3 separate regions of the Mus musculus genome follow, and all the other regions are linked to region 3. The links are chromatin loops, found by intact Hi-C in ENCODE. Cell type or tissue: heart. All regions are shown on one strand. Region 1 has its middle 95 kb from the start of Gm34784. Region 2 has its middle 85 kb from the start of 0610025J13Rik. Region 3 has its middle 18 kb from the start of Gm34784.

Region 1 (8,000 bases), 77 kb after region 3:
CCTGGGATTGGTTTTTAAAACATATAAAAATAAATTTAAAAAAAATATTGTCATAATATTTCTGCATTTTTCAAAGAAACCAAACTTCTTACTACACTCATGAAGATAGAACATTTCTATAGAACAAAGGACATTATCACTTAAACAAAGAGGCAGTCTAGCAGAATAAGAGAAAAAACTTTACCTATTATACATCTGACTGAAAGTTAGCATCAAGAATACACAGAGAAATTTAAAAAGCTGAACAATCAAACCAAATAATCCAATTAAAATGGGATGTGGGACTAAACAGGGAGTTTTCCATAGATGAAATTCAAATTTCTGAGAAACATTTTCAAAAATGTTCAGCATCCTTAGCTATCAGGAAAATGCAAATTAAAACTATTTTGAGTTCATATTTTCATATCACCCCAGTCAGAATAACCAGGATTAATAAGACAAATGACAGCAGATAAAAAAAAGGGGGGGGGGAATTTTATCTATTGCTGGTGGGAGTGAAAACTTGTACAACCACCATGGAAATCAGTGTGGAGGTTCCTCACAAAACAGAAATAGATCTACTAAAATATCTAGCTATACTACTTTTTAATCTATACCCAAATGACTCTACATCTTAGTACCAACGTACTGACTCACCCATGTTCATTTCTGACCTATTCAATAGCCAGAGATTGGAAACAGCCTAGATGTGCACCATCTGATAAATGGATGGCAGTGTGGCATGCTTTCACACTGGAATGTTGTTCAGCTACTAAGAAAGATGAAATTGTGTGATGTGTAGGTAAATGGATGAAGCTGAAAACAATCATCCTGAGTGAGAAAATTCAGACCCAGAAACAAACATTGCATGTTTTCTCCTATATATAAATGTTAGCTTTTATTGAAACTATCCATAGGAGCTAGGTAGCTCATGAGGGCCCAGCAGAGAGGAGAGGATTCTCCAAGGAACAGGAAATATACAATAGTATTATAAAAGGATAACGGGGGTGTTAGAACAGGACTAAATGGGGAGGGGAATCAGTGGGATAGGGGAATAGAGGTAATGGGGAAGGAAAACTAACACTACTGACACTTACAAAGGTCATGTGGAAACCTAATATGGTAGACCAAAAATACATAAATATATAAAAGGAGTGTACCCCAACTAGATACCATATGCTACAAAATAAAATCCCCGGGATCAGAAATGGGTTATATCCTTCTGAATTATTGTCCAAAGAGGTCCTATAGACATCCTCCAAAAAAAAAAAAAATTACAAACTATTGTCAATGCTGTTGGTTACACTATGAAGCCTGACAGACAGTAAGACCATACCGACAAAGATAACAACATACTTATGGGATAGAACATGGAAAAATCAAGCTGGTGCTCATTGAGAAGCTTCCCCAGTAGGTACTATCTACTAAAAGAGAGGAAAGTAATGATCAGTCTCAATGAGGTATGAAACCTGTAAGCTACAATAGTGACCTGGTTGCAAGATGTGTCAGCTGGTACAATAGAGACACAAATGTTACTGGATTTAAGACCTACTCCATAAGATGGATCCCATATCTGACACTGTTAATGATGCTAAGAACCTGAGACTAGATAGAGGATGAGTCCTAGAAGAAAACCTACCACTATTATTCTGCTAAATGGACACAGCAATGACGAGACTATGCATGACATATTGCTATTCCCATAGATCAGTACATCACTTAGCCCTCATAAGAAAAGCTTCTTCTTGCAGTAGATTGTAATTAACACAGAGACCCACAACTGAACATGTGCAAAAATAAGAAACTTTGGAGCACTCAGCCCTAAATGGGATATCTTCATCAAACCTTTCCCCTCGAGGCTCAGGGATCTACACAGAAAAGGAGACAGAAAGATTATAAAATCCAGAGGTAGAGGACAACTTGAAAAAAAAAAAGTGTTCTCCAGACACCACTGGGCTGATACACATATGAGTTCACCAAGACTGTGACCATATACACAAAACCTACACACTTTACACCAGACCCCCCCCCCAAAAAAAAATCAGCACAGAGAAGGCAAAGCAGGAATGAAATCCTATCGCTAGCCAAGGAGCTACTTGAAAATTATAGTTTCTGGGAGAGGGAAAATCAGTTTTCTCTAATGACACAACACTGAATATATCAACCCCACTCCAAGTCAGGCCTCATGCTCAGGAGTAGTTGACCAATAAAACAATCTCCATGATTTTTTGGTGCTTTGTTTTGTTTTGAGTTTGGGTGGCTTTTTTTGTTTTAAAGAAAAAAAAATAACATGAAGTTGGGTGTGGGGAAGATCTGGAGAGAGTTAGAAGGTGTGAAAGAATATGATCAAAATATATCATACAAAAAAACTTTTCAAAACAAATTTAAAAATAAAAGAGTGTAATAAATTTAAAAAAAATAATAAAAGGATGTTTCTAAAACAAAAGAAGCAAGAAAGATCACTGGATGTCCTAGGATCTGGGTCAGGTCACAGCCATAAGAACCCAGTGAGATTTAATGGTGTGTTGCTGTTACTGTTGGTGTTGCTGTTTTGCTGCTGTTGCTATTCCTGCTGCTGTTGCTGTTCCTGCTGCTGCTGTTGTTCTTGCTGCTGTTGCTGTCCTTGCTGCTGTTGTTATTGTTGCTGCTGCTGCTGTTCCTGCTGTTGCTGCTGTTCCTGCTGCTGCTGTTGTTCTTGCTGCTGTTGCTGTCCTTGCTGCTGTTGCTGTCCCTGCTGCTGTTGCTGTTCCTGCTGCTGCTGTTGTTCTTGCTGCTGTTGCTGTCCTTGCTGCTGTTGTTATTGTTGCTGCTGCTGCTGTTCCTGCTGTTGCTGCTGTTCCTGCTGCTGTTGTTCCTGCTGTTGCTGCTGCTGCCTCTGCTGCTCTTTGGATTCCTCTTCTTCAGAGCTTATTGGGATATTCTGGTTTCTATGACTCTTCATTGAGGCATATCTGCAGGAAGCTCAGTTGCAAGGACTGGGGAAACTTGGTGTTAGCTATTGTCTTAGTCACTGTTCTTTTGATATGAAGAGATGCCATGAGCATGGCAGCTTATAAAAGAAATCAGTTATTTGGGAGTTTGCGTAAAGTTTTAGAGGGCAGGTACATGAGCATCATGGCAGAGAGCTGGCAGTAGGCAGACAGGAACAGCACTGGATCAGTAGATAAGAGCTTCTTGTTGCAGGCAGGGAAAGAGAGAGCAGGCCTGGTGAGGGCTTTTGAAACCCATACCCACATGTCTCCAAAAGGGCCACACCTCCAAATCCTTCCTAAACTGCCCACCGATTGGGAACCAAACATTCAAATATTTGAATTTGTGGAGTTATTATCATTCAAATCACCACAATTATCAAATCGTTGCTGAACTGGTCCTGCCTTGGCATTATGCTAACAGGACCAAGGTTGGAATTAAAACTTTGGTTACCCCTGGATTCTATGACCCTCTGGAGAAAGGATGCCAAACTTCAGATCCAGTCTACTGGTTTACTATTGGGACTCTGTAGTTAGACTGGTCCAAAATAACCTCTGGACGTAGACTCTATAACCCCAGGGACATTTTTCACCTCAGACATCAGAACCACACTGCATATTTACCTCAGATTTCACTGGAACCAAAGCTCCCGTTTCTCAGAGGACTGTGGGCACTTGGGCCAGCACTGACCTCCAAAGCCACTGGGATGGAGATCTTGTCACCAGGTGCTCTCTGGTTCCACAAAAGCTGGAGGCCTGGTTACTCAGAGCTCTCTGGTTAGCAGAAAGACGTGGAAGTTTTAGGTTTAATCTTGGTTATTAGCCGCTGCTCCTTAGAACCAGAAAGGCCATCATGTCTGCTTTACACTCTCACCCTGAATACTGGCATGCCCTATCCAGTCATCTTTTAAAAAATCTAGAAGCTTTTACCCTGCTAATTTATCCACTGTCGTAGCTAATCTTGGCTGTCAACTTGACATACCTAAGAAGAGGTAAAAAGTTATTATTATTATTATTATTATTATTATTATTATTCATTTTTTTCAATAAACATAAATAGGGGTTAAACATATTAAGGGATTTGTTGAAGTGTGTCTTACAAGTCAGTGGGTAAACCAACCTTCAAAGTTAAGATTTTGAACTGTAGACAGTGTAAGAATGGGCCAAACATAAGAAGTACAGAAAGGCTGGGCAGGGGTGATGCACGCCTTTAATCCCAGGACTAGAGAAGCAGAGGCAGGCAAATCTCTGAGTTCAAGGCCAGTCAGGTTTACTGAGCAAATCCCAGGACAGCCAAAGCTACACAGAGAAACCCTATCTAAAATAAATAAATAAATAAATAAATAAATAAATAAATAAATAAATGGAAGAAAAAAGAGAGAGAGAGAAGAAGTTCTGATGATGGATACTGGGTGCTCTAAATGAGAGAGAGCAGAAAGGGAAACAAGTCCTGGCCGTCTCTAATTCGGTCTTTTTTGTTCTCAGACAGGCCTGGGATGTTGTTGCTGCCAATATCTGATCTGATGAGTGAAGTGTAATGAGTGTGTGCTTTTCTTTCTTGTACAGATGTGAACTCATTTCCCAAAATAGCCATGTCCAACTGTTAAAATCCCCAAGTTCCCAAACTCTCTCAACAGGAAGTAAGCAGTGGACATCCAGATGTTTCTCCTCACAGTGTTTGTGCAATGTTTACATTTATCTTTCTCGTGTCAGACCATGACTTTATAAAGTACTTCATTATGGCCATTGGTCCAAGACTGTAAGAGGGAAAATGAAAGGAAGCTTGAATACTCGGTGCCATGTGGTTCTTTAGCAAGCAGTCCTTCTCAAAGAGAACTGTGTGAGCCACCATGCCAGCAGATGCCTAGACATGAATACATCAGGAATGTGACTCAGGTGAGATGGTCCCATTTCTATAGAGAAAGGGCTCACATAAGGAGCATCCTTGATGAGCTCATCCTCTGCACATTGAGAAAGACATGGATCTGTTGGCAAATCAGAGTCTGCTGGAGGCATGAATGCCCACACAACGTCTTCTTACAGAAGGCAAGTGAGCATAGTACATAGGCTGCTGATACAGGTATAGCTAGTTATCCCTGACCTTGGGCCAGAAACTGGGTTCCAGGAGATCAGCATTTTGTATACACGTTCTCATTCAGTCCCCACAACAGTCCTAGAAAGTGGGTATGGGTTTTTTTCCATGCCCTGTCTATAGAAGAGGAAGTTAAAAGTCAAAATATTGCTAGAGTTTGATGTGAACTATCCTCCACAGGTTCATGTGTGTGACTACTTAGTCCATCCACTGACCATGTAGTTTGGGGAGGTTATAGATCTTCCCACATCCACTGTTATGAGCATGGAGTATGGCCAAGATAACATAAGTGAATCCCTTAAGGGTAGGTCTTAAAGGTTATATGTGTTTTTAACTGAGGTCTCTGTATCCTGGCCACCAATATGTGAGCCATTCTGACACAACCCCACCATCGTGAATTCTGGTGTGATAGGTTTGAACCTGTGAGCCAATATAAATCTTTCCTCTGTTAAGTTTCTTCTGTCAGGTATATTATTACAACAATGAAAATAAACATCTAATACATTAAGCAATATACTGAGTTAAACACTGAGCTAGAAGTCCAGACTAAGTCTACCTGATCCAAAGACAACAGGTTTTTTGCTTCTGCTCCTAACAGTGTAGGGCTTCCCATTTTTAACTCCATTGGTAACTAGTTTAAAGAGTCTTCCACCTCACCTGTAGCAGCTGATTCACTTAAATGATGGACCACATCTGATTTCTTTTCTTCCTTTCTGACTGCTGATGTTTTGTTCTTTGTCTGAGTCCCCAAAGAAAGATTATAAAATGAGGCCTTCCTTCATGTGCCTGGCAAGTCACAATGATTAGCAGTGGAGAGAAAAAAAAAAGCAAACACAGGCTTGGATACTGTAGGCCGCTCTCCTTCCAGGTAAGGATGACCAAAGAGAAAACCTCTGAGTCTTTCTCAACTGATACCACACTTGAATAGCTGGTCTTTTTCCTCTTAATTGTAATCTTAGGAAACCCTCTGGTTTTGTCCTACTGTTAAAGGGAGCAACGGAAGGAAAACTGAAAATGAATGTGGCCAATATTATTTATTTGGATCTGCTGTCCCATTAGCTGGTTTATGGTTTGAGTGCAGAGTGGTATTTAGTACAGAAACGGCATTTTCTTTGTTTTATTAACTGGGAGTTTAATTGGTTTGTCCCCTTTGGCTCAGCTTGAGAAATGGCTGCATCTTGCATGCACACACTGTACATAATAATAGTGCAAACAAAAGCCAGACATCTGCTCACCAGACCTGCCCCTGCGTCCTCCTCAGCACGGAGTGAAGCATCTCCGGCGAGTCTCCAGTTGGACTTTGCAGGAATGTTGGATCTCGGCAGTGGTTTCCCTCTCACCTTTCCTGCGCGTTTATAGGAGCCTTTGAAGTTCCTCTGAACAAACAGGGTCTCTGTGTTTCACTTATTTCTGAGCCAACCCTGGGGCCTTGGTTCCATCAGCTCCTTATTAAGTGTTTAGTAATTTCAGTATCCACCTTTTGGTCTTGCTCGCTTTTCAAACATCTGGAAGGAATTAGCTTCCAGGCCTCTGTACCATACCTATTTTGTAGTTCTGGAGAGAGTTGTGTGCTAGGGGATGTTGTTGCCCTTAACGAGCTTTCTTTATGGCGTTTAACTGTAAAAGGTCCCCCTCGTTAATATTAATAGACAAAGAGAGAGCAATGCCACTCCACCCTTATTCCGCAAGAGCTGTATTCAGAGCAAGACCTTCATGCTGAAAAGGAGAGAGAAAACATGAAAATGGGGTGGAAGTACAAGGTAAATGAAGGCATTATAATAGTAGTAGGGCCAAGAGCTTGAAAAGGTTTGAATCTGTACCCATTCTATTCTAGAAGCCAGCCTTGTGTGGCTTTTGAGCACTGAAAATGAACCTACTAAAGACCAAAGTGTTGCCAGATATGACACTATACCTGCAATCTCAACACTCAGGAGGCTGAGGCAGGGGGCTTGCTGAAAGTCTGAGGATAGCCTGGACTACACAATGAAACCTTGTCTCAAAAAACCAAAACCAAGCAAAAAAGAGTAAAATTTAAAATATATGCTCGATTTTTTTTAATTAAGCATTTAGAGTGCAAAGGCTCTCATTAGGCATTTTATATAATTATATTCTGAAAATATAATAGTTTGGAGGTGTTATATTAAATAAAAAATACTACTACTTTTCCTCATTCCCTTTTGATTCTTCACTGAAGCTATTAGAAAGTTTAAAGCTACGTAACTAGGTCGTAAATGTGTCTTGCGCCATCTCTCCCTGGACAGGGGGGCACGAGAAGACTGGACAGATTGTTAAACAGGATTGAAGTAGGGCCTGAAGGATTCCTTTCACTGGGGATCCACAAGCATCACACGGCTGAGGCTGCTAAAAAGCCTCCCTGAGAAGGAGCCACAGTAGATTGCAACACCCCGGAGCAGGCAGCTGGAAGAAACTACGTATTCATAAGGTTGTTTTGTTGTTTTGGTTTGTTTTTGTTTTTGTTGTTTTCAAGACAAAATTTTAGAATCAGTTGCTAAGTGCACTAAGGAACAAATAGGAAATAAGTAGATGATTACAGGGAACTGCCAGAATTAGCTAAAAGCCAAACTGACTTCATTAAATGCATTTCCATTTTTAATTAAATGACTAGACGGACAAATCTAGGGAATTATAGAAAAATGTCTGGTTTCAGAAAACTATGAGACAAATTCCCTAACGTGGCCAAATTTCATACACTTGTACTGGATTGGATAATAGGAGGTAAAACACAGCTGGTTCGAAATCCGTGTCATACAGAGTCTTTAAAAATCTATTAATAGGAAGACATGTACAAAAGGTCACAAAAGTGAAAATTTAACCAAATTAGAGACCAAACTCATTTCTCAAAAAGCAATGTGTCATTTAGGAGGCTGTGGCATTTAACTATCATAAATGACACTCACTATGTTCATAGGCACTACATAAAGTAGTTCTGCTGGAAAACA
Region 2 (8,000 bases), 92 kb after region 3:
TCAATTTCTCCTGTGTTTTAAATTTTTTCATTGTAAATGCCTTTCACTACCATGGTTAGGTTTATTACTGGGGTTTTGGGTTTGGTTTGGTTTGCTGTTGGGGAAAATTGCGAATGAGATTATTTTCCTGATTTCTTTCTCGCCGTGTTTGTAATCCATAGGAGAGCTACTAATTTTTCTGTGTTCACTTTTTATCCTGCCACTTTGCTGAGAGGGTTTATTAGCTCTAAGAGCTTGCTGGGCGGCGTTCTCGGTGTGTCTCATCTATAGAATCCTACCAACAAAGAAGCATGCTTTAGCATCTTTTTTTTCTCTGTGTATTCCTGTTGTTGCCTCCTCTTCCCATGCAGATCTAGCTGAAACTTCACGAACTACATTGAATAACAGTGGAGAACATGGGTGTCTTTGTCTTATTCCAGATTTTAGTACAAATGCTTTGAGCTTTTCTCCATATTTAACACTATTTTGACTGTAGCTTTGTGTTTATAGCCTTTATTGTCTTGTGATCTCTGTCTCTCTCCCTCTCTCCCTCTCTCCCTCTCTCTCTCTCTCTCTCACTCTCACTCTCTCTCTCTCTTTCTTTTCGATGAATGACTTTTATGTACAATGTCAATTTAACCCCCTCCTGTTATTGCTGGTTCAAATGTTGTCAAAGGAAAAGAATACAAAACTAAACTTTTACAATTTACCACATTCCAGAATCTAGTTTGTTTTCTTTTTTTATCTGAATACAGTTTCCCCTGTGTCTACTCTTCCTAATTGCACCCCAGCCTATCTCCCATCCAGATCTACTCCATTTTTTTCTCTCATTAGAAAAGAACAGGCGAAATACTCAACAAAGGGGAGAGAGAACTTGTAGAGACCACCTCCAGTAGATAGGCACAGCCCCCAGTTGAGGGGTGGGGCCACACACCCATCTCAAAATTTTAAACCCAGAACTGTTCCTATCTAAAGAAAATGCAGGGACAAAAAAATGGAGCAGAGACTTCAGGAAAAGCCATTCAAAGACTTCTCCACCTAGGATTTCATCCCATCTACAGACACCAAACCCAACACTGTTGCTGATGCCAAGAAGTGCTTGCTGACAGGAGCCTGGTATAGCTGTCCCCTGAGAGGCTCCTGACCAATACAGATGCAGATGCTCACAGCCAAGCATTGGACTGAGCCCGTGGACCCTAATGGAAGAGTTAGGGAAGGACTGAAGAAGCTGAAGAGGATTGCAACCCCATAGGAAGAACAACAATATCAACTAACTGGACCACTCAGAGCTCCGAGGGACTAAACCACCATCCAAAGAGTACACATGGAGAGACCCATGGATCCAGCTGCATATGTAGCAAAGGATGGCCTTGTTGGTCATCAATGGGAGGGGAGGCCCTTGGTCCTGTGACGGCATGGTGCCCCAGTGTAGGGGGATGCTAGAGCAGAGAGGCAGGAGTGGGTGGGTGGGCGGAGGAGCACCCTCATAGAAACAGGGGAGAGGAGGATGGGGTAGGGTGTTTGCAGAGGGGAAACCGGGAAGGGGGATAACATTTGAAATGTAAATAAATAAAATAAGCAATAAAAAAGAGAAAAGAAAAGAAAAGAAAAGAAAAGAAAAGAAAAGAAAAGAAAAGAAAAGAACAGGCTTCTAGGAAATAACAACAAAACATAACAAAATAAAACATAAGATAAAGCAAAAACAGTGATATGTGTTTTTTGTTTGTTTGTTTGTTTGGTTGGTTGGTTGGTTGGTTAGGTTGGTTTGGTTTGGTTAGGTTGGTTTGGTTTGGTTTGGTTTGGTTTGGTTTGGTTTGGTTTGTTTGAGACAGGAGGTTTTATTGATGCTGATGGGGGCAGGAAAGGCACCCAGGAGCACGGGGCCTGAGTCAGTCAGCAGGCACACGTAAGTCCTGGGCACATGGGGCAGGTTAGGGCACATTTTTCTTCTCAGGATTCTGTGGCTTCTCCTTTGGGGGAGGGAGAGATCATCTTGGAGAGCCTAGTCCAAGAGCTAAGGCAGAGAGAGGTTAGAGCCCCTGTCTTAGGAGGCATCACAACAGGCAGCAACAACTTTGGAAAGCTGGATGAACTGGTCAGTAGCAGGGAATGGAGGCGAGCACCGGGTTGGCCTCTTAGAAAGGTCAGTCTGACTTAGGTGAACTCAAGTGGGGCCCAAAGCCCCTTTCCCTGTGTACCTCCTTAAGGAATAAAAGACGTTCAGAGAGTTCCCAGGCAAGGGCTACCAGAATTAGTCCTTAAGGCACAGTTAGAGGCAGACAAGGCGCCAAGGCACAGTTGGTGGGGGGACAAGGGATAGCCTCCAAGCTGAGCGCCAAGGTCACAGAGGATGCTGTCGGTGTTGGGTTGAGCACTGCCTGGACAGCTTCTACAAACACCTCCTTGATGCCGTCTTGCTGCAGTGCTGAGCACTGGAGGTAGTGCCCAGCATGGATCTGCTTGGCCAGTGCCTGGCCCTGCTGTGGAGTGACGGGCGCTTGACCCTGCTCCTTGAGGCATGGTAGGGTATCAGACTGGGCTCTAGGGTTCTTCTTGGTGCCCACCAGGAAGATAGACATGTCAGGGCAGTGGTGACACGCCTCTGGGTGCCATTTGTGCCTCACGTTCTCATAGGACGGTGGACTGGCAGTGGAGAATCAGATGATGAAGACGTTGGTCTGAGGGTAGGAAAGGGTGCGGAGGCGGTCATAGTCCTCCTGGCCACAGTGTCCCACAGGTTTAGGTTCATGGTGCGCCCAATCAACCGGGACTCTGGGCCCTGTAATTGTCGAACACAGAGGGATGTATTCCTTGGGGGAAGGCATTGGTTGTATAGCAGATGAGAAGGCACGTCTTGCCTTCGGGCCCCATCACCCACCACCACTCAATTGATGCTCTGCATTGTGTTGTAAAGTTACTATCCTGGAGGCAGTGCCTCCTCCCTCTTCTGGGCCCTACTTGAAGTAGTGACCTGGTGCCCTCACTGCAGCGGGGAGCTGGAGGATACGTTTCTTATATTCAAAGTTTCTTCCATGTTTTTATCATAAAGAGATGTTGGATTTTGTCAAACGCCTTTTCTACATCTATGAATATAATCACATAATTTCTATCCTTAAGTATATTTACAGGATACATTACGTTTATTGATTCACATTAGTTGAACCATCCACTCATCCCTGGAAGGGAATGAATTCACTGACGGTGAATGATCTTTTTGAGGTGAGAAACCACATCTCTGAAGGAGCCACGGTGTATGGAGAAGGAACCAGTGCTCAAAAATATCAACACATTTACCTGCAGCCACGGCGGGGCGGAGTGGGGCAGGGGTGCTGGATCAGCTAGAGTCTACAGCTAAATATATTCCTCTATTCCTTCCCTGCATTCTCCATAAAGGAGGGAGCTAGCTGGAAGGAAGGGCAGAGTTTAAATGCGTTCCTACAAGTGAAACCCCAGGAAGCTGAGGAGTTGCCCCCTCGGTGCAGAGTCTGATTTAAATGGCCTCCCTGTGATAGGCCACTCCTGAGACAGAACTAAGGAAGAAAGGGGGCAATGCGCGTCGCAGTGAACTCAAAATCCAAACCCTCCACCCTCGGTCAAAGGCCCTATCAACCCGATGGGAGTTTTGACCTTGTGCTTAAAATCCCAGGAGTGTGAGTTAAGGCGGTATAAGTCTCCCGTTTCTTCTTTTAGAGTTGAAAAGAAGTACTGGCCAGTTTACAGTTGATTGAGAGTATTAAATAGGTTAACTCTGAAAAAGCACCAAGTACAATGACTGCCACAGTGTGGGTGCCAGTAAATGTTACACTGCTGTGCTCAGCAGGGAGGCAGGGCTGTGACTGCCCTGCCTCACACTGTGTGTTCAGAAGCTATCTGAATGCCAAACAGAGGGTCAGTTGAAAGTGTGGTTCATTGCTCTGGGTGGGAAAAAAAAAAAAACACTTCTAATGACAACTAAAACAATATCATTGCACATATAGGAATCCATCACAGTGTCATGAAGTCGGGACACACTGTTGTCAGGACTATCCATGACGATGAAGGAGGTGAGCTGCCCGGTAGAGCACCTTAATTGTATACTTTCCTCGGTCTGAAAGCTGCTTTAACGTATTTGCTGTACCCTCTCCCCTTATCTCTGAGGGATACATTTCAAGATCCCAGTGTATAACTGAAACCATACATAATAATGAAGCACTGTGGTGGTTTGAATGAGAAGTCTCCCCGTGGGCTCTTGTATTTGAACACTTGGTTCCCAGTTGATAACGCTGTTTGGAGAGGTTACATAACGTTCAGGGGTGAGGCCTTGCTGGAGGAAACATGTCAAGAGTTTGAGAGTTTACGTAGCCTTGCCACACTTTCAATTTGTTCTCTCCTGTGTGTGCTCGGAGATGTGGTTGTGTGTGTGTGTGTGTGTGTGTGTGTGTGTGTGTGTGTGTGTGTGTGTTTTGGTTTTTTTGTTTTGTTTTGGTTTGGTTTTTATTTGTTTTGTTTTGGTTTTTTTTAGCTTCCTGCTCCGGCTGCCTGCTGCTGTGCCTCCCCCCCCCCCCCCGCCACTCCCCCCCCCCGCCACTCCCCCCCCCGCCACTCCTCCCCCCCGCCACTCCCCCCCCGCCACTCCCCCCCCCGCCACTCCCCCCCCGCCACTCCCCCCCCCCCCAGCTACCTTATTAGATTCTCCCTCTAGAATTTTAAGTCAAAATGGACTCTGCTCTAAGCCACTTTTGGTCATGGTGTGTTATCACAGCAGCAACAACAACAACAAAAAGAACCTAATAAGTAATTTTGTGTGTGTGTGTGTGTGTGTGTGTGTGTGTGTGTGTGTGTGTGTATTCCTACATGTGCATGCTTAAAACAAATCTCAATTTATAAACCAGACTCAATAAGAGATGAGTGACTACTGCCGATTAAAGAGAACACCTTTAAAGCAGTACACTGAAGTCATGTGGCTTTATCCTCTATTGTTTTTCTCTCTCAACCCTGTCGGACTTTACTCAGTCTTCTTGTGCTAGTATAAAATGACACAGTCCCTGTGTGGTCAGATCAGACCAGGTGAATGGCACAGGCATAGTGATGGCAGTATCGGGTACCACTGGTCTCGAAACAGTACGAGGCAAGCCAGCTATGAAGCTCGTGAGGCTTGAAGAGGCTCTGTAACTTTTAAGAAGGGCCCTGTGCCTAGCACAGCAGTGAGAAGTACTGATCAGTAACTGCATGAAAAGGCACTGAAGGCAGCATGGTCTGAGGCATGTCCTACTTTGGGGTTAGCACCATGCACCCTCTGTGAGTATGTGCTAACTCTGTCGTTCCCGACACTCCCACATAGCATGGCTTCGAAGGCTGAGCCAGGAGTAACTGCCTACTTGTGGTTTTTTTTTTTTTTTTTCAGAAATGGCTGTGACATCCACCTATGTGTTTTCTGCGGGATCTGGCTCTGATTTGGGGTGCAGCGTGTGCCATCGCCTGGCTTTTATTAAGTTGCATCAGTATGAGAGTAATTCATACTCTAAAATATTACAGCCCCGCTATTTACATAGCGAGGCACTAACTGAAAACAGTTTTGTTCTCTTCTGCTTTTCTCTGCTTCACAAATTTTTCCTTAATGAGCTTTGAGTAGTTTTATAGTTTAAAAAAATTTAAGACTAATTTATCCTTGAAACAGAAGCATAGGCAGAGAAATTTCTATTGCTGGAGACTTTGAAAACTATACTCTACCAGCTCTGAGGATCATAAGTTCATCCTCCTAGGGATGGTGTCTGCATTGTGTAAAGTATGGTGAGCTTTCTTATGAGATGGTCAGTTGAAATAGGACCTACACCTCACCATCAGAGGTTCAGTTTCTTACACCTCTTTCATCACTGTCTGAACAGTGATGGCATTGCTACAACTGAACTTCCTCCATGTGAAACGATACACACGGCAGCTCCTTAGCCAATCACACACTGAGCATCAGCTACTGCCAGGCACAATGACAGCTCAAAGACTCAAAGGTCACCCGTGCCTCTACTGTAATAAGGACCAGCTTACAGCATTGTAATGAGAACAATATTGCTCTGCCGAGAGGTGAGTTACAAAGAGGACACATAACACAGAGGTCAGAACACTTGAACAGCCATAGCTTTACAGTGGGCACTGGCTCAGCACACAAGTGACTGGGTGTGATAAAGACAGGTAGTGATGAAGGGCAGCAAGAGTCTGTGTGAACGTGGGACAGAAGAGGCCACCTCCCTCTGAGCATGGATATGTGTTATATATTGTTAAAACACTGTAAAAATTTATTTTAAACACCTGCTGATATCCATGGTAGGTTCTTTAAGTCTATATGGGAAGCATTCCTGATATTCAGTTGAGAGAGAGAGAGAGAACACAAAGATAGAAGGAATGGGGTGATTGGACTCTTTGCTTAGCTATTGTTTGATTCCATCACTTGCTGCCTTGAACAAAAGAACTGTAAGTCAAGCAGCCAGCAGGACTCTGCCAGAGCTAGTCTGTCTTGTTTACTTCACCGACAACAGTGAAAAGGCTACAGCTGGTCATCCCAGCTTCTGAAGCTTCGCCTGAGCTGTTTGAAGTGGTCTGTACCTTTTGCTATCCCAGAACCTGACAGACTCCAGATGGCCCTGAAACCATTTCCACATTGGCCAGAGTGAGTACTTCCCCTGGTGGAAGGACTACTGTGACTGGTGCTGAGAGAGAGCACCATGACTGAACAAAGCCCGAATCCCGGATGACTGCGGCTGGTGCTAAGGAGCAAGAATGTGATTGGCCCAAATGAGCAGCTATGGCTGGCCCTAAAATCAATGGCTCTGGTTGACCCAAATAAATGGCTGTGACTGGTCCAAACGCTGCTGTTCAGGATCACTTAGTGAATCATCTGGGAGACACCTGGGCCCTGGCTTCTGAGCTCAGTCCATTGGCAACTACCACCTGACAACTAAAAAGGTGGTGGAGGGTTTCTCCACCTGGTAGATGACCCTGTCCACCTGCCATTGGTCCAATAAGACAATGGACAGCCTGTCACTGGGAGATTCTAGGTATATCCAGAACAGATTCTCTCAAGTGGCCTGCTGAGTGTCCAGCAGCTGTGAAACCCTCGGCTCACATACCTGTCTCTGCCCTGAAACAAACAAAAAAAAAAGATCAGTCTAAAAGCCAGCAGAACCATCCTTACACCAGCACTAAGCTGTCTTGGACCCTCCATGGATACCTTGAGACATTTATGAAAAGATTGCAGGTCAAAGCCCCAGCTCCTGATGATGAACAAAAGAGTCCTTTTGCCCAACACACTCATGGCAGAGGTAAGCACTCCAAGTCATCCCAACAGTAACCAGTGAGTTGTAGAAGACATAGAACAGAGGGGCCTTTGCAGAAGAGATAGAGAGTACTCAGTTCAGGAAGAGAGAAAGCACAGAGTGGGAGTGAGAGAGAGAGAGAGCAGAGGCTATAAGGAACTGAACAGGAGAACCTGCGGGGCCTGGTTACCACAAGAGGTTTGGAGGACAATCTAGAAGTCCCCATACACAGGGTATGCATGGAGATGCTACTTACTGAAGCTTCCAACTGCCCAAGGTCGCTGACAGCTACTGCCAAATAAAAGGACAACAAGGGCTCTTCAGACCAGTATTTAAAATAAGTCTTCTTGCCTCTCTGCTAGTTTTAGACATGCAAAGCAGTGGTTCCTAACTTGTGGGTCATGACCCCATTTGGGGTAGAGTGACCCTTTCACAGGAGTTACAGAGAAGATACCCTGAATATCAAATATTTCTATTATGATTCATAACAGTAGCAAAAATACAGTTATGAAGTAAAAATGAAATAATTTTATGGGTGGGGTCACCATGACATAAGGAACTGTATTAAAGGGTCACAGCATTAGGGAGGGTGAGAGCCACTGATATAAAGCAAAAGAGCCCTCCAGCAACTGACTAATATTAAATGCATGAAGCAGGGGCTATGGGGATGGCTTGGTGTGTAAGAGCACATGCTTAAAGCATAAAAAATTATGTGTGCCTGTACCCCCAATGCTG
Region 3 (8,000 bases):
CCCAACCGGTAAGAAGGACACATGCTCCACTATGTTCATAGCAGCCTTATTGATAATAGCCAGAAGCTGGAAAGAACCCAGATGTCCCTCAACAGAGGAATGGATACAGAAAATGTGGTACATTTAAATAATGGAGTACTACTCAGCTATTAAAAATAATGAATTTATGAAATTCTTAGGCAAATGGATGGACCTGAAGGGTATCATCCTGAGTGGGGTAACCCAATCACAAAAGAACTCACATGATATGTAATCACAGATAAGTAGATATTAGTCCAGAAACTTAGAATACCCAAGATACAAGATACAATTTGTAAAACACATGAAACTCAAGAAGAACGAAGACCAAAGTATGGACACTTTGCCCCTTCTTAGAATTGAGAACAAAACATCCATGGAAGGAGTTACAGAGACAAAGTTTGGAGCTGAGACAAAAGGATGGACCATCTAGAGACTGCCATATCCAGGGATCCATCCCATAATTAGCCTCCAAATGATGACACTATTGCATACACAAGCAAGATTTTGCTGAAAGGACCCTGATATAGCTGTCCCTTGTGAGGCTATGCCGGTGCCTGGCAAACACAGAAGTGGATGCTCACAGTCAGCTATTGGATGGAACACAGGCCCCCAATGGAGGAGCTAGAGAAAGTACCCAAGGAGTTAAAGGGAACTGCAACCCTATAGGTGGAACAACAATATGAACTAACCAGTACCCCTGGAGCTCGTGTCTCTAGCTGTATACGTATCAGAAGACAGCCTAGTCGGCCATCATTGGAAAGAGGCCCATTAGTCGTGCAAACTTTATATGCTTCAGTACAGGGAAAAGCCAGGGCCAAGAAGTGGGATTGGGTGGGTAGGGGAGTGGGTGGCAGGAGGTATGGGGGACTTTTGGGATAGCATTTGAAATGTAAATGAAGAAAATACCTGATTGAAAAATAATTTGGAAATGAAAAAAAAGAGAAAAAATGTGGAACAAATGGCTAACTGAGGTGCCTATTTAACTTATCAAAGTAGACTTGGCCAACAGGGTCTCCCAGTATCCCCCAGTCCCTACCTGTTATAGGGTATTTCTGACATACCTGCCCCCTACCCTATACTTCTTTAACCTGGGTGGTCTTTCCTTCAGCTGCCCTTCCCTATAAAATCCAGTCATTTTGGTTACCAGCTTGCTTTTTGATCTACCCTTTACCCTGATGGCTCTCCCCTGTCCCCTGTCCCCTGTCCCCTGTCCCCTGTCCTCTGTCCCCTCTACTCACATGGCCTGGCTCATGCCCCTGCTCAGTCTGGACTTTCCCACGTGTCCCTACCTCTAGCTATGCTCTCTCTCTTTTATCCACAACAAACCCTGTCCTCCATTATACCTAGGAGGAGCCAAGTCCTTCCTTTTTTGTTTCCTTTTTATCATTTAGTTCTTTTCCATCACGTGGATCCCAGGAATTGAACTCTAGCGGTCAAGGCTTGGCAAAAGGTGCCTTTACCCGTGGGCCATCTTTATTAAGATATTTATAAGATGAAGTTTAAATAGAAGAATCCTTTCCCCCTAAACATGATCAGACACATGTAGTATGCTCAATTCAATTGAACTTAGAATTAATTTTTTCATAGCAGGTCCTTCTGAGTACAAGTTGTAAATGTTGCATGAAGCTTAACCTGTACAGAAATATGTCTCACTTACACCAAAGAAGTTCTTATTGAAGTACAAATTGAGTGTAGCAACATGTATTTTTGTGTAATCTGCCCATCTTATATTAAATTGAATATATCAAAATACAAAGATGTGAGCAAGAAGATTCTCGTACTGCTGGTAGAAGATATTCAATCTAGCAGAAAAAATAAAACCCTAAATATTTTCAGACAGTATTGAATAATTGCATGAACATGAGGGGTGAATTCCGGTGTTCAGAGTTGCTCAAATTTACATCCAACCTAATGTACATCAGCAAGAATACTGGTTAAATATAAGAACGTTTACCATAGGATCTTGGGGGAGAATGCTTGGGTCCAGGTCCTGATGACACAGGATGCTGGCCATGAGATTCTGAAAAGGGTGACTTCATTATCTATGCTTCCAACACCACATTTGTAATGTAGGATATAAAGTCTATAAGCCATTAAGCAGATCGTGTGCATGCAGCTTGTATGAGATAGCTTGACAGGGAGGAATGTTCAAAAGGAGACTGCTATTATTATTATTGCCATAATCCTTATTGCAGAGTACTATGGTATCATTAAAAAATGTCTCTATAGATTTATATTTATTAAGACGTAAAGACACTCTCATTACAGAAGAGAAGGACCACGGTCAGAACTCTGTATACATAGCAATTTCTGAGCAGATACAGGGAGCAAAGCTACTCCTCTCTCCTTTGAAAGGCTATAGAAGTAAAAGCACACAGAAAGCATCCAAACTCAGACGTAACTAACACTGTATTACAAGAGAACAGACATAGACTATAGGAGGAAAGGTCCAACAAGACAGAGCTGTTTCTCCTGAAACCTGAAGATTGTGTGGAGTTGTCCCGTCAGGGTTGAGTGAACACCTTGGGTAAACAACACCTAGGAATTTCTCAAGGAGGGGATATTTGGGCCAGTTAAGGGGGATCTAAATCAAGGGCAACATGTTTAGGTTCTAGATCACAAGTGGGGAGGTCATGATATCTGAGGGCAAGTTAGCTTTGAAAGCTATGGAAAGTTAAATGGAGTAGGGTTGAGTTGATGGGTTCTTATCCCAAGGTATCCGATAAAAACCCTGCTTCTGGCATCTTTGTTTACTTGCTCAACAAGATTCAGAATTGAATCTGGGAAAATGAACCTGGAAAAATCCCATTGCCTAGATTAAAGCAATGTTTACCCGGGAAGGAACAACAACAAAAAGTTCCCTTTAGTCTCCCCTTCTGCTGTTGAAGAGTTCTCATGTCTGCCTAAGACTCTGGGCCATCCAAATTCCACTGTATCCAGGGAGCCTGTGTCAATCTAATCTTTCCCCATTCCCTCAAGGCTGTAGACAGCAGTTGCTGCATTCCCCTTGGGAAGGTATTTCTCCAGACTGTGGCCAGAGGAGTGTCCTTTGCTCTCTCCCAGGAGACAAAGTTAGGGAGGGAGAAGGAAAGTCACACATGATAAATCTGCTCCAGCATTCCTATCTCACAGAGTCTTTGGATTCTTTCCCTTTCTCCATATCAAGGAATTTATGACGTCTCAACTCTGGTTAATGTTGGCACCACAGGGTCCAGGTTTCTGTCAAGCAACTGAACAAACAGTGGTTCCTGCTCCCAGCTGCTCTTAGGTAGCCACATGGTCTGTAAATGGCCATGCCTTCAACCTAGTCCTAGTCCATAAGTCTGTCCCTCTGGCCTTAGTCCAGAGCCTGTAACATCCACTCCTGCACATTTCCCCTAGAGTTATGAAGGTGCCAATTAAGAGAATATGACAAACCATTTGTTAGAGTTGCCCTTTGTTCCCAAGGGCAACTCTAGGTGTTCCATTTCCCACCACCCCTCAAAGTACAACAGACCTTCTTCATTCTGCTTGACCATTCTCTCATCCAGCAGAAAAACAAACAAAGAAACAAACAAACCATAAGCTGTTTGTCAAAACAGAAGATTTGTATAATTTAAGAGGGAACAACTAAGAGTTTAGGTAATAAAAAATATATATATGTACATAGTATGTATCACAATATTACTGGTTTTGCTTGGGTATATTTTGATTTTTAATTAATTATGGTTAATTGTAATTTTAAAACCAAAATTGTACCAGTCAAAGAGGTACACATCTGTGATTTCATCACTTGACAGGCCAAGCAAGAGGATGGCCAGTTCAAGGCCATCCTGGGCTACATATACAGCTTCCCAGGTAGCTGGGACTCTATAGTGAGAGCATGCCTCCAAAGGCTGCAACCAACCAAACAAACAAAACCAGAAGGACCATGTGAGATAGTGACGCTTTCACAAACAGAAGTATTCTACAGAGGCAGAAGGCCATGTGTTAGAGATTTAGTAACACCCCACTGTTGAGAAGTAGATTGGGGTGTTAGCAGTTTATGCTTCATCTTTATCATGTTTTTATTTATTTCACAGATATTAGAAGTATTTGAGGCCCCTGCTAATTATAAATTTTAAGAATTATGAATTTTAAGAAGTTAGTGAGTGTTTTTAATGGGTCTTTTTCAGACTAACTAGCACTGGTCATTTCCAATTTCATTGGTTTTATTGGCTTTAGTGCAACTCTTTCTGTTACAGTGGCTGAACTGTTCTATTTCTGCCCACCTTTGGCTGATGAATCTTTAATGGAGTTGGTGTTGGTTTGTTTTTCCTGAGTGAAAAGGAAAAAAACATTGCTCTTACTCATGTTTGGAGAAAGCATCAAAGAACAAGAGAGGCTCAGCAAGTAGCTCAGTGGTAGAACACATTCAGAGCATGTGTGAGGAGCTGGGCTCTAGCCTCACACGCGCACACACACACGGAACATGTATGAGGAGCTGGGCTCTAGCCTCACACACATACACACATGGATGGGATTTGATTATCATTAAAGTCTTGGATTTCAACTATCAGTGCATGAAATTCTGATGAATCTCTGAAGCTGTGTGCTTGTTTCTCAAACACAAGGTAAAGGCAGATAAACCTACTACATCTGCCCAGTCCAAACAAAGCAGCAAGATGCAGTACAAGTGTGATTCAACCCTGATCTCACAGTTCTGTGGCTTTGTTTGGCTTCTGTCTGGTCCATCCTGCTGAGAGTCAGCCCCTCCCTTCTTCATCCCCTTCTTTGGCTCTGCTCATAGCAACAAATCTAATGCAATAATTTTAGGCTTCTCAACACATTATATCCTCAAAAGAAGGAAGACAGATCTCTTTCTGTCATTAGCATGGATAGACAAGGAAGTGTCTTTCCTGGGAGTCTCCACAGCCCTCCCAGCCTTAACGATCCTTAACCTTAGATCCCACAGCCAGCTGGACAAATCCTGGGACCCAAAACAGTCAAACCAAACAATGGAAAACAACAGGGCCCTCGTGGAGATAATGGAAAGGACTTCCTCTCCAGAAAGAAGACTTGAACTACAACAGTGTAGCTCACTAAACACAGAGAAAAGTCACGTGAGATTGTGAACAGGACAGTGCTCTGTGCCTATAAGCTGATGAAAAACAGATAGGTGAAATGACATTGGGGGAACAATTTTACTTCTAGCCATACCGCTTTGGACAATTTACAGAACTCAGTCATGTGTAGACCAAGGATAACATGTAGTAAGGGTACATACTCACACATATTTACTTATTTTCCTTCAGCATTTTTTATTCAGTTTAATAGAAAGGATAACCAACAAGACAATATACTAACTGCCAATGAATTTTATAGCATTTATTAAATATAATCACTTTTCTGTGTGCTGAATTCATGCTAGAACTGAAGTCAGTTTTGATAAAACCAGTTTGAACTGGTAAATCTGAAGGTCTTGTTTGCAACCTTAAGAAAAGTGCCCCTAGGCACATCAGTAGGTTTTGAGTAACCATAGCCCATTTTAGATGGAAGGAATGCTTTGTGAGCCCAATCTTAGTAACATATAGAAAATCAAATTCATCTGTGCATAAGTCCTCATGCGCCGAATGCTTAATCTCCATATCTCTGATGCAAAAAGATTAATCTTAGAAGGAATAACTGACAGCCATTGCCGCAGGCTGCAGAGAAGATGAAAATGTCCTCTGCAAATGTGATCCATATTACAATACTGATGTACGTTCTGGCCTTGTTCAAATGAAGAGAACTCAGTCCACTGTTCTGTTGTGATATCCCTCTCTTACTGTGTCAGACTCAGAACTATTCAAAGACAAGAGGAGATGTGTTCCTTGTTACAACAGTCTTCTCCATGAGCAAACCTTCCTAGGAAGGTATGGCTATGTGGGATCTTGACAGTCAGTCTATGGGAGAAATTCTTACATAGCTATTTACTTAACCTCACCAAGCTGCAATATTTACTAAGAATGTTGGGATAATAGTACCTACTTTGGTACAAGGACTAAATGGCATAGCATTTGGTTTGGTTTGGTTTTTTTGTTTTTGTGGGTTTTTTTTTTGTTTGTTTGTTTTTTGTTTTTTGTTTTTTAAGTTGGAAAATAACTTTATTTGTTCTAGGGCATTAGCCAGAGTCCCCTTAGAACTTCTGAAACTGCTTCTTGGGGCCAGCAGCCTTGGTGACCTTGAGCTCATTGACTCTAACCATCTTGCTCAAGGGCCTGCATTTTCCAACAGTGACAATGTCTCCAGTCTGTACATCCCTAAAACAGGGGGACAGGTGCACAGACATGTTCTTGTGACTCTTCTCAAAGTGATTGTACTTTCTGATGTAATAGAGATAGTTCCAGTGGATGATAATGGTCCTCTGCATCTTCATCTTCATCACAACACCAATCAGGAACTGACCTCAGATGGAGACATTACCAGTGAAGAGGCATTTCTTGTCTATGTAGATACTCTTGATGGCTTCCTTGGGCATCGTGAAGCCTAGATGAATGTTTTTGTAGTACTGAGGGAGTTTATGTTTGCCAATTTTTCCCAGCAGAACATGCTTCTTGTTTTTGAAAGATTGTACGCTACATTTGGTAAGCATGCTCTGTCTGAATGTCCACCATCTTACCGGCAGCCTAGGAAAAGGAGAGGTAGGCCCAATTCCAACTTCCTTATTCGCTACCGGCATAGCATTTGATAAATCCATCAAAAAAAAGCCTGGTACACTTAATATGTGTTAGTCATTGCTGTATTTGGATTGAGAAAGGTAATTGTTGTACTGTATTAGAAATGTACCAGGCTAGGCTGGTAAATGTGCTAACTTTAGACTTTGTTCAATCATAGCTTCCAAGTTCCAGGATATGAACGACCTATAACAAGAATAAAAGAATCAGAGTGGAAAAACAGAAGCCCTCTTCTTACCTGACCCCCAATCCAATCCTGAACTCATAAGCCTTGCTTGCATGCTTGTACCCAACCTCTCTATCTTCAATTTTATCTATGCCTCCCCTGTCCCAGCGAAAAGACTATTTGTGATTAGAAGAGACAAGATCTGCCATTGGGAACTGGACACATGAAATGGTCCATACAAGCTACAAAGGTAAACCAGAGACATTTGGACAAGAACTTCAGCACCTAAAACCAAATGTGTGGCCTATTATAGAGAACAGGGCACCTAGCTGAGTGTTCTCATGTTATCATAAGAGGCTCATGACAACTCAGACAAAGGGGCCAAAGAAAGGGGCCTCAAAGTGTGGGGTCCTGGTGAAGAGCCTCTTTAGCCTGGATCTAAGTAGTTCTGATTTCATCTCTTGGAAAATTATTGTTTTAAAAATAAGAGTTTTATAATCATACAGTGAGCATACCATAAAATTCACCCATGTGAAAAATACAATCCAGTATTCATACTGGATTGGATTTTATTATATAGATTTCTGCAACACATACAACCCCTAGAGAGGACAAAGGAGAGGAGACCAGTACCCTGCATGTTCCTTCTCCCATTCCCTCTACCACTACTGGGGTAGTAAGTGACATTCCAACCTTTAAAATTTTAAATTTCTGGTATCACATGGCTCCTAAGTACAGCACAGTTTCTTAATTAAGGTTCAATGAGGAAGTGATGATTTTAGCTGGACTTAATTTCAGCTACACAGGAGGCTAACACATAAGGATCTCAAGTTCAAAAACAGTCTCAGCAACATGGTAAGAACAGAGAGAGGGGGGATGGGGGTGGGGGACAGAGAGGAAAGATAGATAGATAGATAGATAGATAGATAGATAGATAGATAGATAGTAGATAGATAGTAGATAGATAGTAGATAGATAGTAGACAGAGAGAGAGAGAGAGAGAGAGAGAGAGAGAGAGAGAGAGAGAGAGAGAGAGGATTTAATTTCCAAATTAAAAGGGAAGACTCTTCCAAATTAGTATCTTCCTAATAAATCCTTAAGGGAAGGTTTGTCTAGTATTTCACTTTGATACACTGTTG

Evidence for each region. Hi-C counts contacts between places; a loop is a spot of excess contacts. Peaks named below come from ENCODE experiments on the same cell type or tissue, not always from the same donor. Only the 100,000 strongest peaks of a DNase experiment are listed, where the experiment ranks them.
Region 1: a loop joins it to region 3, with 1.8 times the contacts of the local background. A loop is called at or near these places in 2 of 42 quality-filtered maps.
Region 2: a loop joins it to region 3, with 2.6 times the contacts of the local background. A loop is called at or near these places in 2 of 42 quality-filtered maps.

The regions. Positions count from the first base shown.
Region 1 is chr4:98,217,206-98,225,205 of GRCm38, forward strand. It overlaps the pseudogene Gm12691. Among named protein-coding and RNA genes, the nearest start is that of Gm34784, 95 kb to the left of the region's middle. In heart, no CTCF peak of the experiment used is centred here; a DNase peak (open chromatin) is centred at 4,546; H3K27ac peaks cover 338 bases.
Region 2 is chr4:98,232,409-98,240,408 of GRCm38, forward strand. It overlaps the pseudogene Gm12691 and the pseudogene Gm12692. Among named protein-coding and RNA genes, the nearest start is that of 0610025J13Rik, 85 kb to the right of the region's middle. In heart, no CTCF peak of the experiment used is centred here; a DNase peak (open chromatin) is centred at 4,253; H3K27ac peaks cover 254 bases.
Region 3 is chr4:98,139,987-98,147,986 of GRCm38, forward strand. It overlaps the pseudogene Gm12691. Among named protein-coding and RNA genes, the nearest start is that of Gm34784, 18 kb to the left of the region's middle. In heart, no CTCF peak of the experiment used is centred here; a DNase peak (open chromatin) is centred at 3,055; H3K27ac peaks cover 679 bases.